Regions from separate parts of the Mus musculus genome. Here region 2 is linked to region 1. Evidence: chromatin loops called from intact Hi-C (ENCODE). Cell type or tissue: heart. All regions are shown on one strand. Links, peaks and the distances in the headings refer to the core of each region. The heading gives the core; the rest is flanking DNA. Region 1 holds the start of Ctf1 (cardiotrophin 1). Region 2 holds the start of Orai3 (ORAI calcium release-activated calcium modulator 3).

Region 1 (10,204 bases), core at 1,224-9,223:
AGATGGTTGTGAGCCACCGTGTGGTTGCTGGGATTTGAACTCAGGACCTTCGGAAGAACAGTCAGTGCTCTTACCCGCTGAGCCATCTCACCAGCCCTGTCCTGGTGTCCTTTTTCTTGTATTTGAGGAAGTCCAGGGTCTTGCTTCATGTCTCTGTCTACCTCGATTCCTGGGTGAAGATCTGGCCTTTCTGAACACAGGTTTCTTTTCGCTGGAGTTCCTTTCCTTGGTCTACCTCCTCATTGATGGTTTCTATTGAGCTCTCCAGTGTTGACAGCCCAGTGCACGTCACAGCCACCAGGACTCATGTTGCAGCTCTTTCCTGCTAGGGAGACCCACTTTGGGTTCAGAACTGACAGCTGGGATCCCTGGCCTGTGCCTTTGTGGGTATGGGGCGGGAAGGGGAACCTCGTGGACTCTAAAAATCCAATTCTCCTCAAGTCACTCTCCCCACATGGAACAACTATGTTTCATAAAAGTTTAGTTTTATTGTTAAACATTTTATTTACAAAAATTAATTTATTCTCAAATAAAACTCTTTAAAGATGTTTTTCTGCCTTTCTCTCTCCATTGACCAGCCTAGGGCGGTATGAAAGGGAAGGACCTCAAAGGGGGAGGGATTTGCCTACAAAGGAACTGGTGGGAAGGTCCTAAGGTGAATGGCCTTGCCACCAGGGGACAAGTAGGCACTTTTCTGGTCAGTAAAGAACAAAGAAACTGAAGGGAGAAAAATTGTCACCTCCATGAGACAAAGTAAGGGTTACACATACCCATATGGATCACAGGGAGACAGATGGGGAAATTGGGAGTCGGAGGCAAGTGGATCTCTATGAGCTGGAGGCCAGCCTGGCCTACATAGCAAGTTCCAGGCCATCCAGAGCTATATGGTGAGACCCTGTCTCAACAACAAGCAAGCAAGCAAGCAAGCAAGCAAAGAAAGAACCAAGAGACAAGGAAACAAAAAGAGACCTCTCGGAGACAAAAGTGTTCAAGACTGGAGAGAGACAAAACGAGAAACTGTTGGAAAAAAGAAGCTCCCTGCAGAGAGGAGAGCAGAAGAGAGAGACCACACAAATGCAGAAAGATAGGGACAGCCCAAGAACACACAGGACACAGATGGAGAGACAGAAAATTTGAAGCCAAAGAGGCGAGACAGAGCGAGCTTACAAGAAAAAGTATTCACTCTCAGGCGACGCCCCCTGGCACCAGCTGGCCCAGGTCGCCCTCTGTGCGGCTCACCCACTCGCCATAGAGGCCGCACACGTGGAACCCCAGCACCTTGGCTGAGAAGATGCCTGCAGTGCTGTTGGCCGTGAAGAGGGTGGCGACGGTGACGGGCTCTGGCCCGGGCCCGCGGGCTGCAGCGCCCAGCGCGGCCAGCACTGTCTCCACCGCGGCGCCCAGGGCCCGAACCTGGCGGGCTGCGTCCTCCAGGCTCCGCAGCAGGCGCGGGGCGCGCGGGTTCAGCTCCGCCTGGCGGCGGCGGACGGCATCCAACAGCGCGGGCAGCACACTCAGGGCGGCTGCATCCTGCCGCAGCCGCTCGGACACCGGTAGCCCTGCATGGCTCGGAGCCGGGCCACTCAGGCCGGCCAGCGGCAGCCGCGGTGGTGAGAAGCCCGGCAGCCCAAAGGGCTCTCCCTGTTGCTGCACCTGTGGAAACATGGCCACGGGTCAGCCGGGCTCTAGGGACGGTGATAGGGGCTTGTCCACTCTTAATAGCCCTCCTCCCCTCTCCTGGGGCCTTAGTTTCCTCATCTTGCAAATGACAGAGCCTACTGAGATAAAACCAAAAAAATGACATGGGCATTGCATACCCAATGTCTTTGTTTCTCTAACAGCCAATAAGAGCACCAGTTTCAGAAGTGTGCAGGGTCTGAATGAAAGTGTGGGTCCCCAGGAAGCACCCAATAAATATTAGCTATTTTTAAGTTATTATTTACTTGTTTATTTTGAGACAGGGTCTTACTATAGCTTTTGAGGCCTGAAATTTATTACTGAGTCCAGGCTGACCTTAAATTCATAGGCCTGTCTCTGCCTCCCAAGTACTGGTGTGTGTTCTCCCTTTTTTTTAAGTGTATGTATGTTGTGTGGGAGAGTATGGTATCACACTGCACATGTGAAGGCCAAAGGACCATGGAGTCAGTTTTCGTCCACCTTCATGTGGTTTCTGGGGACCAAACTCTGGTTACCAAATTGCCTAGCAAGCCCTTTTACCAGCTAAACTGTATCTTCAACCCAGACTTGGGTTTGACTCCTTTCTGCCACTTTACTAGCTGTGACGTCTTGCAAGACCATTCCCCTCCTTTGGCTTCAGCCTTCTGATCTTTGAAAGTGAGCAATGTCCCCTGTTCTGTCTTGCTATCAGACGCCTCTTGAGGACCACAGAAGCCGCGCAGGGACCAGGTCAGACTCCTTTCCCCTAGTTGACACCTCCTTCCTTCCCTTAGTTGATAGCCATCTTTTGCAGGCACAAGTGAAAAACAAAGGTGATTTCTAATTTGTCAAATGCTGTGAAAATACTATTTATCGTTGGCAAATTCCTTGGTGCAGGCTTTGTGCTTGCCACTTTGGATATTGTATCTTCCTAAAAGTGAGAATGACAGTGATGGCTTTGTAAACGAGGAACTAGGGGCCACTGAGATGGCTGCCAGTCTCAGTTTGATCTGTGGATCCATATGGTAGGATAGAGAAGCAAATCCCTTATGTTGTCTCCTGACTTCCACGGACACAGCATGGCACTTGTGTAAAACCACAGACAGGCACACAAAATAAAGGAATACAATTTTTTTAAGAGAGAGAGAGAGAGAGAGAGAGAGAGAGAGCGAGCAAGCTGAATACAAAGAATGATTGACAGCAGGCTACTCACCCAAAGCAGCAGAGCAAGTTGGTAAGTCTACAAAGCTTGCTGTACCATCCTACTGCCCCTGTTACCATGGTTACATTTTAATGTTACCATTACCACCAAAGTCACAGTTTAGCAACCCTACAGTCTGTCTGAACCAAAACACCAGCCTTCCCCTGCTACACTATGTTTAATCTGGAGGCCAGGTCCTGACGGTTGGCAGGTCCCTTTCCTCTGTAAAAGGACCCCCCTCATGGGAAGAAATGTTGCCCCTGACTGACACCTCTTCTTGGCTTCTCTAAACGTCCCCCAAGTGGGAGTGTTCATAGCTCATATTGTCCTGCTGTTTCATTTCACAGCCCAAAGAGTTGAAACATCCAATCACACACACTGAGTCCAAATCTAGGTTTCCTGACTTTCAGAGTTCCCTTTGTCTCCTCAGAACGGCTCCAAGGATGGAGCCTCCAAGCTGAGGCACAGTATCATTTGACCACTGATGGGTCCTGTTGCAGGATATTTGATTTATGGTTCAAAGAAAACCTAACTGTTAGCAAAATACACAAGCTAAGAAAGATGATGAGTTTGTCAGATGCAGTTAGGTGTGATCTGCAGAGATGCACTTTGTGTGTGCCTGTCAAAGCCTAGTCCTAGTTAGATAAGAATGCTAAAGAATGGAAAATTCCTGCCGATTTTAAGGCAAATTTGCTCTGTGACCCAAGGCAGTCACCTGGCTGGCCTTGAGCTGCGCCACCATTAAGGTGAAATGGTTGTTTGGGCCCCCCACTGACTTGGCTTGGAGCCCACCCCCACTATGGTGACACAACTCAGCCTGCTATGGATACAGGAGAGGAACTAGAGACTTCTTTATAGCAATTGGGCCTTTGAGAGGGAGTCACCTTTTGAAGGCGCTCTCTCCTTTGGCTTGGGTAGGAAGCTCTCTGGGCTTTTACAGGAGCAGCTGGCAGGACACGGGTGAAACAGGATTCCAGGGAAGAGCTAGGGAGCCCTCCTGAGTTTGGAGGAGCTCAAAAGGAAGGTAAACTAGTTTGGTAGAAGGACAGCTAGAAAGAGATTTCTAAAGAGCTAGCAGTGTAGGCCAGGCAGTGGTGGTGCACGCCTTTAATCCCAGCACTTGGGAACAGAGGCAGGCAGATTTCTGAGTTCAAGGCCAGGCTGGTCTACAGAGTGAGTTCCAGGACAGCCAGGGCTACACAGAGAAACCCTGTCTTGAAAAAAAGAAAAGAGAGAGACAGAGAGAGAGAAAGCTAGCAGTTTAGTTGAAAAATCAAGCTTGTAAATAGATATTTTGTAAGTAGTTAAGAAAATAAAATTCCCTAAGTTCAAGGGCTTATACACAGCTCCCACCTCATGTCTCTTTTATGGGTACAGATATTAGTTACATTTAAAAGAATAAATATTACAGGGTCCTTTACTGTGTGGCCAGAAGAAAGTTAACATTCCCCTCAGAAACTTTTGATTTCCACTGCTGGGGCTGAGATGGAAGAAATGGGTGGCTGAAGACATCTGTGAGCAATCACCCTCATTCCATGCCCCAACCCTACACCTCCTCACATATTCCTCCACCAACCTACAACTCCTCACATATTCCTCCACCATCCTTAGACCTCCTCACGTATTCCTCCACCAACCCTACAGCTCCTCACGTATTCTTCCACCAACACTACATCTCCTTATATATTCCTCCACCATCCCTGCATCTCCTCACGTACTCCTCACGTATTCCTCCACCATCCCTACACCTACTCACGTATTCCTCCAGAAGTTGTTCTGCATATTTGGTCAGGAGGCGGGCAAGGTTGTGTGTCTGGCGGATCTTGGCCTCCAAATGGGGTAGGAATGAGATTGAGGAGTCAGTCTGGTGGTCTTCTGGTGGGAAAGAGAAGGAAGTGAGAGGTTATAAAGGCAACCAAACCCCACTCCTTAACCATCTTTCCCAAGCTGGCTCTCCCTGAACCCAGAGTCTCTGCTCTGGATGCTAATATTCAACCTACGAAGAATCTGCCCCATCCCAGGCACCAGATCTCCACCAAGCAGTTTCTCTACATAGATGTCTCTCCTGTCCTCAGGTCACTATTGAAATACTACTAGGACCAAATTCAAATACCTCCTTCTTAGTGCTGCCTCCAAGTTCTCCCTATTCTCAAATCAATTTCTTCCTTCCACTTTAGGGAATTTGTTCATACTTCCAAAGTAGCTTCTTTTATCCGTGTGAATCTGTCTGATCCTGAGACTCCTCACTCTACATCACCGATACTATCCAGAAACTCTTTAAGGTCAAAGTTCACATATCTTTGGATTTCTCCAACTCTTGTTTGAATTCAGTCAGCATCTCTGAAGCACTGAACGCGCCTTTCCGGCCCCTTGTACAGATAGAGAAACCGAAGACCTATTCCCTTCATGTTGCTCCTATGTGACCTGCTAGGCTCAGCAGCATCAATGAATCAACGACAGGATGGCCTTCCCTGTTTAGAGGGTGGTGCCACGGGAAGCCGACTACATTTCCCAATATGTATGTTGCCGGGACCCCAATGCATGCTGGGGAATGTAGTCCTGACCCGACAATCCCCTCCGTCGGAGTTTCCCACCGCCAGCCGAGATCTCCGAAGCCTGTATTTTGAGCTCTCGTCACTTGTAGCTTCTTCGAAGATCAAAGACTTCCTTAACTCGGCCTCTCCCTCCAGTCTTTCAGCTTTGACTCTTTCCTAATTCTCAAGAAGCACTATTATCCTGTTCCAACCCGACCCCAGCCCCTTTTCAGGGTGTACTCACCCATATATATTCGGTGATCTAACCCCTGAACCCAAGGCCCTGAAGCCTCAATTCCTTGCGCCTGCTCTTTCTCCCAACTCACCCGCTGGTTACCTGACACCGGCGTCTCCTCTCCCCCGCCCAGGCCGTTCCCCTCCCAGACTTGGGGGTGGGGTGGTGCTGACAGACATCCAAACCCCAGCTTTCGATCCCCCCGACTCCTATTCACCAAGGACACAGGATCAAGTCATTCAACCCCTTACCCAGACTTCCCTCCCTCTGGCTCATGCTGGCCCCAGGCTTATCCAGGTTCCCTCAACACACCCCTCCGGGGGAGGAGGAGGGGAGGGGGAAAAAGGGGGAAAGGGCTAGGGGCGTGGCTCGGGCTCGGCCAATCATAGTTCAGACCCCAAATATTTCCTTCCCACCATTACTTTCAGTCAAAATTCCTTGGCCCAGAGCTCAGTAACCGGCTTGTGAGCTTAGACTGGGAAGGGGCCAGAATTGGGAGGCAGGTGTTGGCACAGTGAATGGGAACTTGGGCCTTTAAGGCAGTTCTGTGTCCTGTTGGGAGGAGACTCAGGCTCAGACCTGAGGTAGAGCCTGTTTATTGGCTGCTTTGGAGGGAAAAGCTGGGAAACCTGAGAGGAAAGGTGCAAGGCTGGCAGGAGAAGAATGCAGGCAGGACTTCCTTTTTGGGGAAGACAAAGAGAGGCCAGGGAAGCCTTGTTTAGATTAGGGTCCACCTAAGGCACGCACCCCCTGGTCTAGTTATCTTAAATGCCTTCTAATTTCTCTGTCACACTGATCAGAAGTGAGACTGTTCCTCACCTTACCGTTAGAGACCCTCGCACGCACACATCTGTGTGTGTACTAAGGCATTCAGACCCAGCCTTCTACACAGGCAAGCACGAGCTTCAGGGAGGTCACACCCGAACAGCAACTCATTAACGTTGGGGTAGACACGGAAAGGACTGGACACACTTGCCTCTATAATTGGTTCCCAAGCACCTACTCTTGTCTTTGGCTCTGGCACAGAGAGGACCCAGATGATGAGGCGTCAGATGAAGGAGTATAGGCATATATTTTTTTTCTTTTTGCAACCTACTTTTAATAAACGTTTAACCTCTCCTCTTGCCCACCACCCATGAGAGGCAGTGGAAGAGAAAAGTTGTTAGAATATGGGGGAGGTGGACCTTCTCAGCAATAGTTCTTTGGGGGGCAAGCTTGGTCTCCTTTGTCAGCAGTTCAGTCCCATAGCAAACACCAAACACTCAGCAGCTACAGTCCAGTCCTCTAGGCAGGCAGACGCCATGCACAAACCAGCAGCTGTAGTTTAATCCTGAAGAAACTGCAAGGCTCACCAACTGGCCCAAGGCCACTGAAGCAGCAGCTGCCACAGGAACCTCAGGAGCAGCTCTTGGCTGGGTTTCTCTCAATGGTGGTGTAACCACAAGTTGAGCTCAACAACAGTATGTAAGGTGAACCAATACACTCGTGTTCTTAGGGAAGTACAGCAAGGCGGAGCAAACCACACCAATGCTCAGTGTCCCACTGACCCTGGGGTCACATTTCTACTCCTTCATCATGGGACCTTTCACCTGTGTCTGCTTCAGGACAACATTCTTTCATGTGTCTGCTTAACAAGACATCCTTTCACCTGTGTGCCCCAGCAAACTATCATTTGATATAACTGACTTTCCAAACCAGAAGTTTCCACTTGAGTGGAGCTTGTGAGAAAGGAAACTGGAAAAGCCTGCGTGAGAGGGTTAACACAAGCAGACTGTCAGAACAAAGTTCACTGGCAGAGCACACCATAGGTGAATGGTGAGGCCACAATGTCAGCAGTGGCCACACACACACACTAACCAGCAGTATGTATTGGGTATTCATGTGTGCCAAGCACTATCCTGAATGCTTGTATATACACATTAACTCATTCCATAATAGAGGAGGCAATGAGACAAATGACTTGCCCACGGTCACGCAGGTGTGACAAGCAGAGATTTTACTTCTTACCGTTTGGAAACGCTGCCAGTCATGGTGGACATGGTCACACCAAAACGTCACAGACACCCCTCACACACATAGCACAGCAGACTCGTCCTATCTAGTGACAGCGCAGCTTCAAATAAAAATCATGCGAGACACTCTCATCTTCTTCCCTTTCATTTGAGTGTGTGTCGGGGCCATGTGTGCGTCTGAGTGGGTGCTGGAGGAGACAAGAAGGCATGGACTCCCCTGGAGGGGATTTACAGGCAGTGCGACATGGGTGCTGGGAACCAAACTACTATTCTCTGGGAAAGCAGTAAGAGCTTTTAACCAGGAAGCCACGTCGTCGTCTCCAGCCCCCGCTTTCTTTCTTTCTTCTTGAGATTGGGTCTTACTATGTATCTCATTATTGGACCAGGCTGACCTCAAACATGTAGAGATCTGTCTGCCTCTGCCTCCTGGGTGCTGGGATTAAAGTGTGAGCCACCACATCTGGCCTTTTTTCTTTTAAAGGAAAAACCAAAACGTCTCTCATTTATTTTGCCTGTGTATGATGTGTAAGAGGTGTGGAGGTCTGAGAGCTGTCAGGAGTGGGTTCCCTCTTCTATCACATGGGCTCCCAATTTTTGAGCTTGGGTCATCAGGCTTTGTGGCAAATGCCTTATTCACTGAGACATCTTGACAGCATCCATTTTAAGTAAACCTTTAGCTGAACTATAATAGACACAAGAAATATTACACAAGTATTAAATGTACATCTTGACAGACTTAAGACCAGTGTGACAAGCGGGTCCCAGAAACCCCTTCTTTTGCTTGGTAGTCCCAATAGTGATCACTGTCCAGACCCCCCCCCCAAAATGTATTTGTTTTCTGTTATATATAGAATTATATGTAGGTATGTATGTATATAATTCTAATTATTCTAATTATTATTCTAATGCATGCTGTCACATCTGACTTCTTTCATCCAAGATCTCTCTTCACTGTTGCACATAGCTGGACTCTGGTGATTCTGGCTGTTCTGTCCGTGTCCATGGTAGAAATAGGTTGTAATTGCTTTTCCATTCCATTCTTTTTTTTTTTTTATAAAGATTTATTGTTATAGCTGTCTTCAGACACAACAAAAGAGGCCGTCAGATCTCATTATGGGTGATTGTGAGCCACCATGTGGTTGCTGGGATTTGAACTCAGGACCTTTGGAAGAGCAGTCAGTGCTCTTACCCACTAAGCCATCTCGCCAGCCCCTTCCATTCCATTCTTTGTGTTGTTTCCAGGTTGTTGCTACTGTGAAAAGAGTCCCAAACTTTCCAGTATTCATATCTTGGTGTTCATACAGACACCACATTTTGTCCTAGTGAGGTTTCTAGTGATGTAATAAACACCATGACCAAAAGCACCTCGTGGAGGGAAGAATGTAGTTCAGCTTGCAGTGATAGTCCGTTATGAAGTCAGGGAAGGAACTTAAAGCAGGAACCTGGAGGCAGGGACTGAAACAGAGACCTTGGAGGAATACTGCTTGCTGACTTACTCCCCAAAGCTTGTCCAGCCTGCTTTCTTAGAGTGTTCAGAGGTGGCACTGCCCTCAGTGGTGTGGGCTCTGCCACATCAACTACCATCAAGAAAATGGCCCCACAGACTTACCCATAGGGCATCTTGATTGAGGCCCTTTCTCCACCAAGGTTCCCTCATCCCAGCTGACCTAGTTTATGTCAGGCTGACAAAAAACTAGGCAAGCACACATTTCTTCTGTTGAGTGTTGATAGCTTGGGAGTGGAAAGTGTTGGAAAACGGGGTTGGTATAAGTTTTTCACTGGAAGACTATCAGTTTTCCAAAGTATCTCTACCAATTACACAACCTGATTCAAGGAATGCCAAGTTGCTCTGCTACCCCATCTACATGGTCTTTCTCATTCCCGCCATTCTGGCTGAGGAGGCCCGCTCTCCACTCGCAGCGTCTGGCGCGTACTTGGCACTGTTCATGGGACTGTTCAATGAATGAATGAACAAATTAAGTTGGGCAGCGTAGAATCAAACAGCCTGGAGAGGGCAGACGCGCGCACAGAGCATTTCAGGGACGCCCACCCGCCGCGGACGCACACCAGGACAGTCCCTCTCGCGCACCCCTGAGCCCACGTGGCCGGAACGCACCGCCTCGCTCGGGCCGCGCGCGTCCAGCCGCACAGCTGCCCCCCAGCTCTCCCTCTCCGTGGCTGGCAGAGGGCGCTGTGCGTCCGTGCGCCCCGAGGGGCGGGCCCGGGCCGGGGCGGGGCTGGCCGGGCTTCCAGGCCGGGGCTCTAGCAGCCCGCGCCGCCCGGGCCGCTCCGGGGACGGGCCGGGGCGGGGCGCGGTCTTAGGAAGCCAGGCGGGGACGCGCGGAGGCGTTGGGGAGCGAGGGAGGGCGCGGCCAACTCCCGGAGGGACGGCAGGCCGAAAGAGCGGCGCTGGGGCCTGGCGCTCAGCCTGAGATCGCCGGACCACAGGCCGCCCCGCCACGGGCTCTGTCCCGGCCCCAGCCCCGCCAGCATGGCCGGCCGGACCGTGCGGGCCGAGACCCGGAGCCGGGCCAAAGATGACATCAAGAAGGTGATGGCGACCATC
Region 2 (10,114 bases), core at 2,115-10,114, 56 kb before region 1:
ACAGGAGCTGAGGTCCCTTTGATTTATCCCAATCGAAGGGTACCAATTTCCTTCCTCTCTCTCCCAGAAATCCCTTGACCATAGTAAAGGTAATTGAGGTCATGGACTAACTCTGTGGCTTAGGGCCAGATTAGCCTCTTGGCCTCAGCTGCCTCTTAAAAATGGGAAATATAAAACTTGTTTATTGAAATGTCTGTGATGAGTAACTGAGAGAACTTAGGAATCGTCCCATAAGATGAAGGGATCATTCAAGAAAGAAGCTTACACAAATCCCAAGTTTAGGAACAAGAGTTCAGAGGCCTTAGTCTGGGAATAACTGTTTACCACATTCAGAAGTTTATCAGATCTTGTCAGCACCTGATGGACTCATACCATCTATCAAGCATATTACCTCCATCTGGCCCTTAGGAACAAAGAACCATACCCAAGGTTTCACCTTCATCCCATTCATAGCCATAGGAACATATGTGAGACACACTTTATTTACAAAACAAGGTGCATCAAAAACTCAGTGTCAGGTGGTGGTGGTGCATGCCTTTAATCCCTGTACATGGGAGGCAGAGGCAGGTACATCTCTGAGCTCAAGGCCAGCCTGGTCTACAGAGAGTGTTCCAGGACAGCCAGAGCAACAGACATAGTGAAACTCTGGCTTGAAAAACAAAACAAAAGAAAAAAAATCAGTGTCTGAAGAAGAGTTCTGCATTCTAAGGGCTGAATCTTCTCCCTTACCAACTCACCAACCCTTGTCAAGTAGCTGCACAATCTCCCACTCGTCAATACTTCCTCCTCTCCCAGTTCTGGCCAGACAGTCAGTGCCTAGGGCAGTGGAACGACCACCACAAGTCACCAAGGGTGAAGTGGCTCATCTGAGGAGCCCTGTAAAATCTCTCCCAGGATGCCAACTGCAAAGCAGATTATACAGATAAGCAAGGGCTGATTGCCTTGAGGACAGTTGTGCAGACATGTCACCTTCCTGGAGGAGCAAACAACTGCTCAGCACCACCAGGGATCTCACTAAGGCAGGCGGGCCTCTTTCCTCTCATTTAACCCAGGATCCTTAGGCTGAAACAGTTCCCCAAGCAGAGCAGAATTTACAAAACCCACCAGAACATGATGACAGGGATCATCCCTGGGAGTGTGGGATGCTGCTGGGCAGGTACTTGGCCTCTACCTCAGAGCTTACAGGAGGTGGCTCCAGCCTAGGGCAAGGAAGGAGGTCTGTCGATCCCTGGGGTTTCTGAGGCAATGCTTGCAACAGTCTAAAGCCAGGCTTACACAGCCTGCAGCTCCCCCTGCAGGCGACTGAGCTCCTCCAGCTCCTGCTTGTGGCGGTCTGTCTTGTGGGCAACCAAGGATCGGTAGAAATGTAGGGCAAAGGCCATAAACACTAGTCCCACAGGTACCATGATTGCCGTGGAGGCCATAGCTGCCTGCCAGCCTGGTCCATGAGCACTATCACACACTTGCCGGGGTGGACAGGCTTTGGAAGGCTGTTGTGATGTGGTAATAGAAGCAGAGGATGGTGTGAGGTTAGAAGCTAAACTAAGGGAGACAGTCACAGGTGGCACCTGGGACATAGGTACAACAGGAGCTGGTTTACCCATGGGTGCCCCAATGGGCACAAACTTGACCCAGCCCACCAGAACAACTTCAGCCAGGAAGAGAAAGGTACCCAAGGCAGTAGAGAAGCCCCAGGCAAGCTCCACGTATCTGTGCAGTCGTTGGTGTGGTGACTGGTGGACAGAGTTGAGATTGTGGATGTTGCTCACGGCTTCAATATGGGGCAGCAGACATGTGGAGACCATCAGTGCAAAGAGGTGCACAGCTACTAACACAGTGGTGCAGGCACTAAATGCCACCAGCAGGCCTGGTGGGTATTCATGATCGTTCTCCAGCTGTACCTCCACCATGGCCACCTGTGGGCACAAGAAGGAAGACACTTGAGTCCCTAGAACATGTTTTGCTCTGCCTGTTTAGAATCATGACTACAACATCCTAAAACTTAGAGCATAGAAGATACTCAGCTTTCCTCATCCCAGCCCCCTTTTTGGTAGTGTCTTGCTCTTATAATTTAGGCTAGCCTGGAGCTTGCTGGGTAGTGCAGGTTGAGCTGAAACTTGTGATCCTGCTGCCTCAGCTTTCCTGCGTGACTTCACCTCAGTCTCAAAGGGGCATTTTTCTGAGCTTTTACCTGGTTATAATATACTGGCTAAAAAGTAGACTCAGCAGCCCTAGCACTCACATCACTCTAGGTTTAATCTCCAACCCATAATAAAAAATAAAAAGCAGACTCAGGCTGGTGTGGCACTGCATGCTTTCTAGCATGTGGGAGCTGAAACAGGAGGATCTCAAGTTTGAGAGTAGCCTAGGCTTCTCCCAGTGGTTGGAACTTCATCTCAACCCAATCAGCGGCATACACCTTTAATCCCAGCTCTTGGGAGGCAGAGGCAGGTGGATTTCTGAGTTCGAAGCCTGGCCTACAGAGTGAGTTCCAGGACAGCCAGGGCTACACAGAGAAACCCTGTCTTGAAAAACCAAGGGGAAAAAAAAAGAACCCGAAACTGCTGGGTGTAGTGACAAGTGCCTTTAATCCCAGAACTAAAGAGTACCAAGCCACAGTTAGGGCTACATAGAGACCCTCTTTAAAAAAAAAAAAAGAAAAGAAAAGAAAAAAGAAAGAAAAGTCACTATAGACCCAAAGCAAGCAAAAATCTTGAGCTGTTTGGGTCTGTTCTCAGTTCTACAATTTGTAGTTTCCTCACAACAGCCTACTAGTCCAGACTTGCCTCAAATTCACTACCCCCCTACTTCAATGTCCTGAGTAGGGTTACAGTCCTATGACCTTGAACAACTGTGTAATCTCTGAGCAAGTGCCTCCCTCAGTTTCCTACCTGAAAAATGGGGACAATAGTCTCAGTGAGAAAGTTAATGCTAAACATTAAATTCTATGACTAGAGCCAGGCACAGACTGTTAGAGTTGATGCTAATGTCTAAGGCACAAAGAGAGAAAACCCAGAAGGTAGTAACTGCCATCTCTTAAACTCCAATAAGCTTCACGTTTCCAGATCAATCTAAAAAGCTTGTCATATCTGGTCACACCGGGGCTGCATTCAATGTGCCAACTATGCAGGATGAATCATGGCTGCTCATGTTTGACAGGTCAGGGAGTCTACCGTGACTCCACCCAGCTAGCCTGAACTTTGCAAACATTTGTGTTGATGGACAAGTTTGGGCTTTAAAGCCAGGCTGCTGAAGTCAAAAATCCTGTCACTAGCTCACTGTGCAGTCTAACATGCCTTTTCTTATATGAACAACTGCCACTATACCAGGTACTGAACATTGAATGTTTGTTGAGATAGGACTTCATGAAGCCCAGGCTAGCCTTGACTCTCTGTATAGCCAAGAACAACCTTGTTTGTTCTTTTTTATTACCTCAAGTGCTGGGATTATAGGTGTGCTATACGCTATACCATGTTTGTTGTTGTTTAAATGGAAATTGAACCTAGGATTTCCTGAATGGTAGGCAAATACTCTACCAACTAGAACTAGGCTAGATTCACAGCCTGTGAATATGATTTGTATGTTTTAACTTCAGGCCACCTGGGTTTAGGAAGATATCTCCCATTTCTGTTTGTTGGTTTTTGGAGACAGGGTTTCTCTGTGTAGCCCTGGCTGTCCTGGAACTCACTCTGTAGACCAGGCTGGCCTCGAACTCAGAAACCCGCCTGCCTCTGCCTCCTGAGTGCTGGGATTAGAGGCGTGCGCCACCACGCCCGGCCCATTTCTTACAGATCCCGAGATTACTGTGGTGCAGGGATACAGTGGTACTTACAAAAATAAAACTGAGTATTTTGGGGAATTGGGCCACCGCAGATAGTAGGCAGGTGTGTTCACAAACAGGGATCTGGGCCAGGCTTAATTCTGGTGTCTCCCAGGGTCCAACCCAGGGTTCTTTGTCAGGACTGGGGGCGGTCCTAGAACCTACACATTCAGCCTACTGCTCCTCAGAGAAAGCCCTCTCACACTGACACCACAACGATCTGCTCTGCAACTTCTGCTGCACACTGTACTGTTCCTTTAGAAGCAGGCGGAGCCACGTGGTTCAAACACAAGCTGCTGTGCCCTTCTTTCTGTGGTGCTGATTCCTTTCAGTCAAATGTCCTCAGGAACTATGGGGCTGTTTGGGGGAAATCTGGGCCCCTTACAAGCAACAGAGCAAGAGCAACCTTTAAGATTACAGATTCTTTCGTCCTGATATTGAGGTTGCAGAAAAAAGGGAGGTATTGACCTAAGTTACTTTTATATGCCCTCACCTTAGCTCCCTCCAAGGCCTATTTACACAAGGGTACATTATGAAGGGTGCCCTCCCCCCAAGTGTGAAGAAAACTGAAACTAGCAGAGCTTCACTCCACACCCATACCCTGCGGAGCATCCTTGTCTAAACAGCAGCTTCCATGTAGTCTAGATAGCACACTGTTCTAGAAGAGCCTCCTTTGCTAAGCGGAGCTTGTTCTAACACACCTAGTTCTAGGGGGTCTCCATAAGAATCCCACATCCTCCTGGACAAAAGCTTGGCAGACCACAGAGACAGCACCTTCTATGATGTCACAACTTCCTAAAGATGGCAACTGGAGTGGATGTCGACTTGGGGCCGCACAGCTGGCCCTAAGTAGGGAGGAACCAGGACACATCTGCAGGCCACACTCTGGAATCTTCAGTTCCACTTCCCGGGGCCACTGCTGGGACCGTTAGCTGACATTATCCTCCCACACCTGCAGTTTATCAGACTTATCTGCTAGCTCCCTGATCAGCTTCCTTCCCCAGCAGCTTCCTCATGGTTTCTTAGTTTTCCCGGCAATTCTCTGTGCCTTCTGAGAGGTGGGCCCTTCAGTCAAATGACTCTCACATACACTATCCCCCTTCCCCGATCTGGTTGATATAGGCTCTCATTCAGCTTTGACTGCCTTTCAACTCTCGAGGACTTGGTAACTAAGCCACTTCAGACTTTCCCCCCACCAGTCTGCATCTGCTGACCTCTTTACTCCCTTCTTCCACGGCATTTCTGGGACCGATCTTCAGTCTGTTTATATTCCTAGAGCTGTGCCCGACATAAAGGGTTTTTCCAGTCCCTTGGGACTTAGCTCCTTCTTTTATCCTAAAGAAACCCTTTTATTCAGTCCAGTACTGGGGACCCATTTTCTTGACTTCTCCCACCACGTGCTTTACCCACCCCGTGTACCCCCTCCCACCCCTCACCATGGCGAAGCCCGACAGCAGAGCAGATGTGCGGCTGGAGGCTTTGAGCTTAGCCCGGCTGAGGTAGAGGCGGCGCCAGCTGAGCGCCCGCAGAGAGTGCTGACTGGCCCCCATAAGGTCCAGGTAGCCGCGGTGCACGAACTCCCGGTACGTGGCTGAGCCCGCGGGGCTGTCCACCTCCGGGTTCAGCGGGGCCTGTTCGCCCGTGTCCCCCTCGCCGCCCTTCATCCTGAGAGCAGTTACACCACAAGCGCAGATGGTCAAGGAGGGGCCGAGGCGCCTTGTATCCCCAAGAAGGGACGGCCCAAGCGCGGGTGGGACCCCATCCTGGGTGGCAAGGCAGACCCAGCGGGAACAGTTACGGACGCGTCTAGAAGGCCCAGGGGCCGAAACAGGAACTGGGGCAGGGGCGGAGCCCGGTGACCACATGATTGGGTGGAGCCGTGAGACGAACCCCTGCAGTCTGCCCACGGGCAGAGATCTCAAGGGACCCTCTAACCCAGGCCACGACGTGAATGCTCAGCCTCAGCTTTTGCTGGGACTTTGCTGGCCTCAGACCACCCAGTGTATGTACCTGGACATTCACAGGTGTCCAGACTTCCACACTCCTCTTTGAGCAGTCATCTCAGGAAAATTAAGCCCATTTTCCTCCCAGAGACCAAAGGAGCCCCTTCCACCATCCCTACCCACCACTCAGACTCGACACCGCAGACAGACACAAAAAGTCAGCGGCCCCGGCTAGATTCTGAGTTTTATAGCAAACCTTATTGTACAGACTTGTGGGGTTAGGGGTCCAGCCCGGCTGGGTGCCCCACTTGTCCCTCGCCGGGGTGCCTCCTCCCCTCCCGCAAGCGGCCCCACCGTCAAGCCTTTCTCCAACCCCAGGCCCCCCCTCCTGCCTTTGGTCCGCCCAGCCCCCGCCCCCAACCCGCGCACCTTCCTGTTACCTGAGGTATGTGGATAGATTCCCCTCCCCCCACCCCCATGTAGTACAATCCAGTTCCCCCTGGCCTAAGTTGAGTGGGACCTAGACCTGACTCCTCCCTCAGGCTCTTGAGACCCCACCCCCACACTGGAAGAAGGAAAGGGGTGGGAAGAGGGGAGGTGCCAAGAGTCTGTTACTAAGTTCCCACAGCAACTAAGAGGGACCGTTTCCAGTCTTAGCACTGATTTCCGGAGGTGTCCATTGGCTGCTATTTCCATGGCAACCAGGAGTGGCAGTTCCCTGGGCAAATGGGACACGAGTTTCCATGACGATGAAAGAATGGGAAGAGCCAAACTGGAGGAGTCCCATCTTGCCCATCTTTAAGCTGACATTTCCCCACCCCAACTCAAGTGAAGGGTGGAGCTGTTCAAGACAGTAATGCAAGAGAGCTAGGGGTGGGACAGTCCAAACTGGGTACCCATAGCCCAGTCTCGGTCAAGCTGGTCCCCTCACATCACACTCCCCCAAGTCCGAGATTCCCCCGGTTCAAGTAACACTTCAGTACAGATGAATGTTCAAGTATTGTGTAGAGAGCCAGGCAGGGGTCTGGGCTACCCCTCACCACTCCCCTGGGCCACCGAGCTTAACAGCAGGTAGACCCGCGGCCCCTACTCCTTGCAATAGCTGCCATTTTCAGTGACGTTCAAGGAGTCAAGGTCGGGGAAAACTGAAATCTGGGTAGAGGGAAGGGGAGAGAGGCAACCCTACGCAGAGGGTACTATCCCCACATCTGCTCCTCTCCCAGCCCCCAGTCCTGGCATTACCTGGCTTGTAGCGCCCCCTGTCTTGACACTCGGATCCCCAATTGCTCCTCTGTTTTCCCTTTTTGGCCCCCCATCCCACCCAACTGGTCTTTGTTCCCTGAACCCTTGTTGGTCTGATTTCTGCCCTCCCCACACCCATCCATCGCCTCCCCCAGCCCCCAGTATCCTGTGTACAAGATACCATGTCACCTCATTTTCCCTACTCCAGACTTGCACCTTCACCGCCCCTCCCTCCCACCATCCCTTTGGCTCAGCACCTCCCCAGTACCTCTTGACCCACTCCCCAGAGGGGATGGACAATGAAGCAGGTGAAAGGGAGAGATGGGAAGCAAAGACCCCCAGAGATATCAGTGCAGGTGGGAGAGAGGGAAGGCTGGCTCAAGTCCCTGGGCAGGAATCCCAAGTCATTAAACTGAGGAGTGCCAAGTCATGAAGAAAATAACCTGGCCTCCCAACAGGGGGTGAAATGAAGGCAAGAGGTCCAGGTTCTCTGGCTGAGTCCTGGGGAAGGGAAGGGAAGGGGGCATCGGCACCCAACTAGCTGTCCTTGAGAAGCAGTTTCTCTTCTGGGCAGCGAAAGGGGCCAGGGGGCCCAGCAGCCGCCAACCGGGCACAAGCTTCAGGTGAGAGCTGGCGGCAGGAGCGTAGGTCCAGGCGGCGAAGACGTGGGCATCGACGGAACAGTGGAAGGCAGTGGTCCGTGAGGCGGTGGCACCCTGCGTAAGGGGCAGCAGCAGTTGAGATTAGACAGCTAAGGAGGTAGCACACGGTAGACAGGGACTTCACACGGGGGATCGCACTTACCAGCGAGATTGAGGTGCACCAGTGTTTCTCGAAGAGGGGAAGTAGGAGCCGTGAGGAGGTGGACACTGGGGTCCCCAACGTGGGCGCAGTGACTCAGGTCCAGGGCACTGAGCTGGGGAGCGTGGCGCAACAGGAGCCTCAGGGAGGCATCTGTGAGCTCCAGACCAGCTAGGCGAAGTTCTGCCACCCCCTGCAGTCGGCCTCGACTCTCAGTTTGCCCTAGGCAGATAAAGTAGTATTAGCGCTCCTCCCAGCCTGTCCTCGTGGTCTTCATTATCTGCCCTACACCTGCTCCCAACAAGGGAGTCTCCTCAACTGCTGCTGCTCCACATGACTGGCTCTTCACAGCAACACGTGGCATCTCAGCTGACCTGCTCCTATCCCCTCAGGGAAACCTTCCGGGAGAGCTCTCAAGTCTCAACATTCCTCAGTCCTAAGCCCCCATCTCAGGGATCTGATACACTGTATACATTTTTGCTTTTTGACCCTTTCCTCCCTCCATAGAAACGGCAGTTCCAAGCAAGCAGGAACTTTTGCTCAATGCTCTGTCCCTAGTAGGATGCTCGGTGTCTTTACCCATTATCCAATAAACAGCACCCTCCACCCTCCCGTGACTACAGAGGCTCAACAACAGGCTTGCTTGAACTCCTTTCATTCGTTCTGCACCAGAACCCGGTCTGACTGCAGGCACCCTCCCCACACCCTTGCTATGTAACTCTGCCTGGACTGAATTGCCTGTGTAGACCTACTTGGCCTCAAATTAGCAACAATTCTCCCACCTCTACCTCCTGAGTGCTAATGCCCGATCTACTTTCTGGTATCAAGAAAAGCATTCTCAAACACAAATGAAATAGTATCTCTTCTCTACCTGACCTTTTCTGGTGGTGTGTGCAGGTTAGGCTTTTTGTTTTGTTCTTTTGTCAACTTGACACAAGCTAGTGTGTCTTCATCTGCAAAGAAAATGTCAACTTAAGAATGTTCTCCACTGTCGGGCAGTGGTGACTCACACCTTTAATCCCAGCACTTGGAAGGCAGAGGCAGGCGGATTTCTGAGTTCGAGGCCAGCCTGGTCTACAGAGTGAGTTCCAGGACAGCCAGGGCTATACAGAGAAACCCTGTCTCAAAAAACAAAAAACAACAACAAAAAAAGTTCTCCACCAGATTAACCTGCAGGCTAGTCTGTGAGGGCATATATATATTTTTTATGTTCATATCATGTTCAATTCATGACATGAGATGGCCCAGCTCATTATGGGCAGTGCCACCCTATGGGCAGTGCCACCCTGGGCAGGTAGACCTGAGTAGTATAAACATGCAGGCCGAGCAAGCCACTGAGTGCAAGCCGTGCAAGCCAGTAAGATGTGAACCTCCATGGCCTCTGCTCTGCTCCCCGTCCTGCCCGAGGTCCTGCCCTGACTCCATACTGAACTCTAAGCTGTAAGATGAAGTTAATCCTTTGCTCCCCGAGGGCCTCTGGGGACTTCATGTTTCATCACAGCAATAGAAACCAAGGCCTGGCTAACTCCCTGATACAGCATTCATCTCTCTGAGTCCCACCGTTGTCTCAGCTTCACTGAGGCTACATTCCACAAGTGGCTCTGTCCACAAAACCCTACTGGGATGACCTACACTCAAGAGACTGCTAGCCACTGCAGAGTGAGTCCAGAGGCAGCCTCCTCCCCTATCTCCGGGGGAAAGAGTTCAGAGTCCTCCTACCCCCACACTACTGGCCTAAGTCCCTGAGGTGGACTGCTGGCCCCACCCCAGAATTGCAGCAAGCCCAGAACTGCACAAGGCCCAAGATCTTAGATTTACTTTCCTTCCAAATTCTCTTGTGATAATACTGCTGAGCCTTTAACTCCACTTGAAGAAGCCAAGCCTTGAGGCTCAGTAGTTAACCACATATACCACTCTTCCAGAAGACCTGAGTTCAATTCCCAGGACCCAGTATGCATTCTGACACCCCTGGCCTATGTAAGCACCTGCACTCATGTGAACATACCCCCTACACAAACATATACATATAATTTAAAATTTAAAAAAAAATGTAAGAAGGAAGCCACATTTCTATTTAATCACTTCTGCTTACAGATGAGAACACCTGTCCCAGAGCACATGATTACAAAATAGCAGAGCCAGGACCCCAGAGCACCTGATTACAAAATAACAGAGCAAGCTAGGACCCCAGGCCAGGGCTGACTCACACTCTTATCTCATTTTATAACAATACCATAGTCACTTGCCAGGCAGTAACCTGGCTCTAAAAAATACATCACCAGACATCACAGTCCAAGGTAAGTTGCCA

What was found. A loop is a pair of places that touch in the nucleus more often than their neighbours do. Peaks named below come from ENCODE experiments on the same cell type or tissue, not always from the same donor. Only the 100,000 strongest peaks of a DNase experiment are listed, where the experiment ranks them.
Region 2: it touches region 1 in a loop (2.7-fold over the local background); 7 of 42 quality-filtered maps call a loop at or near these places.

The regions. Positions count from the first base shown.
Region 1 is chr7:127,708,453-127,718,656 of GRCm38, reverse strand. Ctf1 (cardiotrophin 1) reads right to left here and starts at 5,954. Exons shown (of 3, transcript NM_007795.2): 1 at 5,878-5,954; 2 at 4,614-4,732; 3 at 469-1,653. The coding sequence starts at 5,902. The coding sequence ends at 1,186. It overlaps Bcl7c (B cell CLL/lymphoma 7C), which reads left to right and starts at 9,891. Exons shown (of 6, transcript NM_009746.2): 1 at 9,891-10,204. The coding sequence starts at 10,130. It overlaps Mir762 (microRNA 762), which reads right to left and starts at 10,170; the gene lies at 10,095-10,170. In heart, for the core only: a CTCF peak has its summit at 1,486; DNase peaks (open chromatin) are centred at 1,546, 5,376, 5,936 and 9,206; H3K4me3 peaks cover 2,290 bases; H3K27ac peaks cover 2,819 bases; H3K27me3 peaks cover 1,371 bases.
Region 2 is chr7:127,765,359-127,775,472 of GRCm38, reverse strand. It overlaps Fbxl19 (F-box and leucine-rich repeat protein 19), which reads right to left. Exons shown (of 11, transcript NM_172748.2): 10 at 7,810-8,028; 11 at 6,545-7,721. The coding sequence ends at 7,543. It overlaps Orai3 (ORAI calcium release-activated calcium modulator 3), which reads right to left and starts at 5,658. Exons shown (of 2, transcript NM_198424.3): 1 at 5,257-5,658; 2 at 323-1,916. The coding sequence starts at 5,484. The coding sequence ends at 1,272. In heart, for the core only: a CTCF peak has its summit at 6,975; DNase peaks (open chromatin) are centred at 5,662, 6,472, 7,252, 7,602 and 1 weaker place; H3K4me3 peaks cover 2,557 bases; H3K27ac peaks cover 3,390 bases; H3K27me3 peaks cover 353 bases.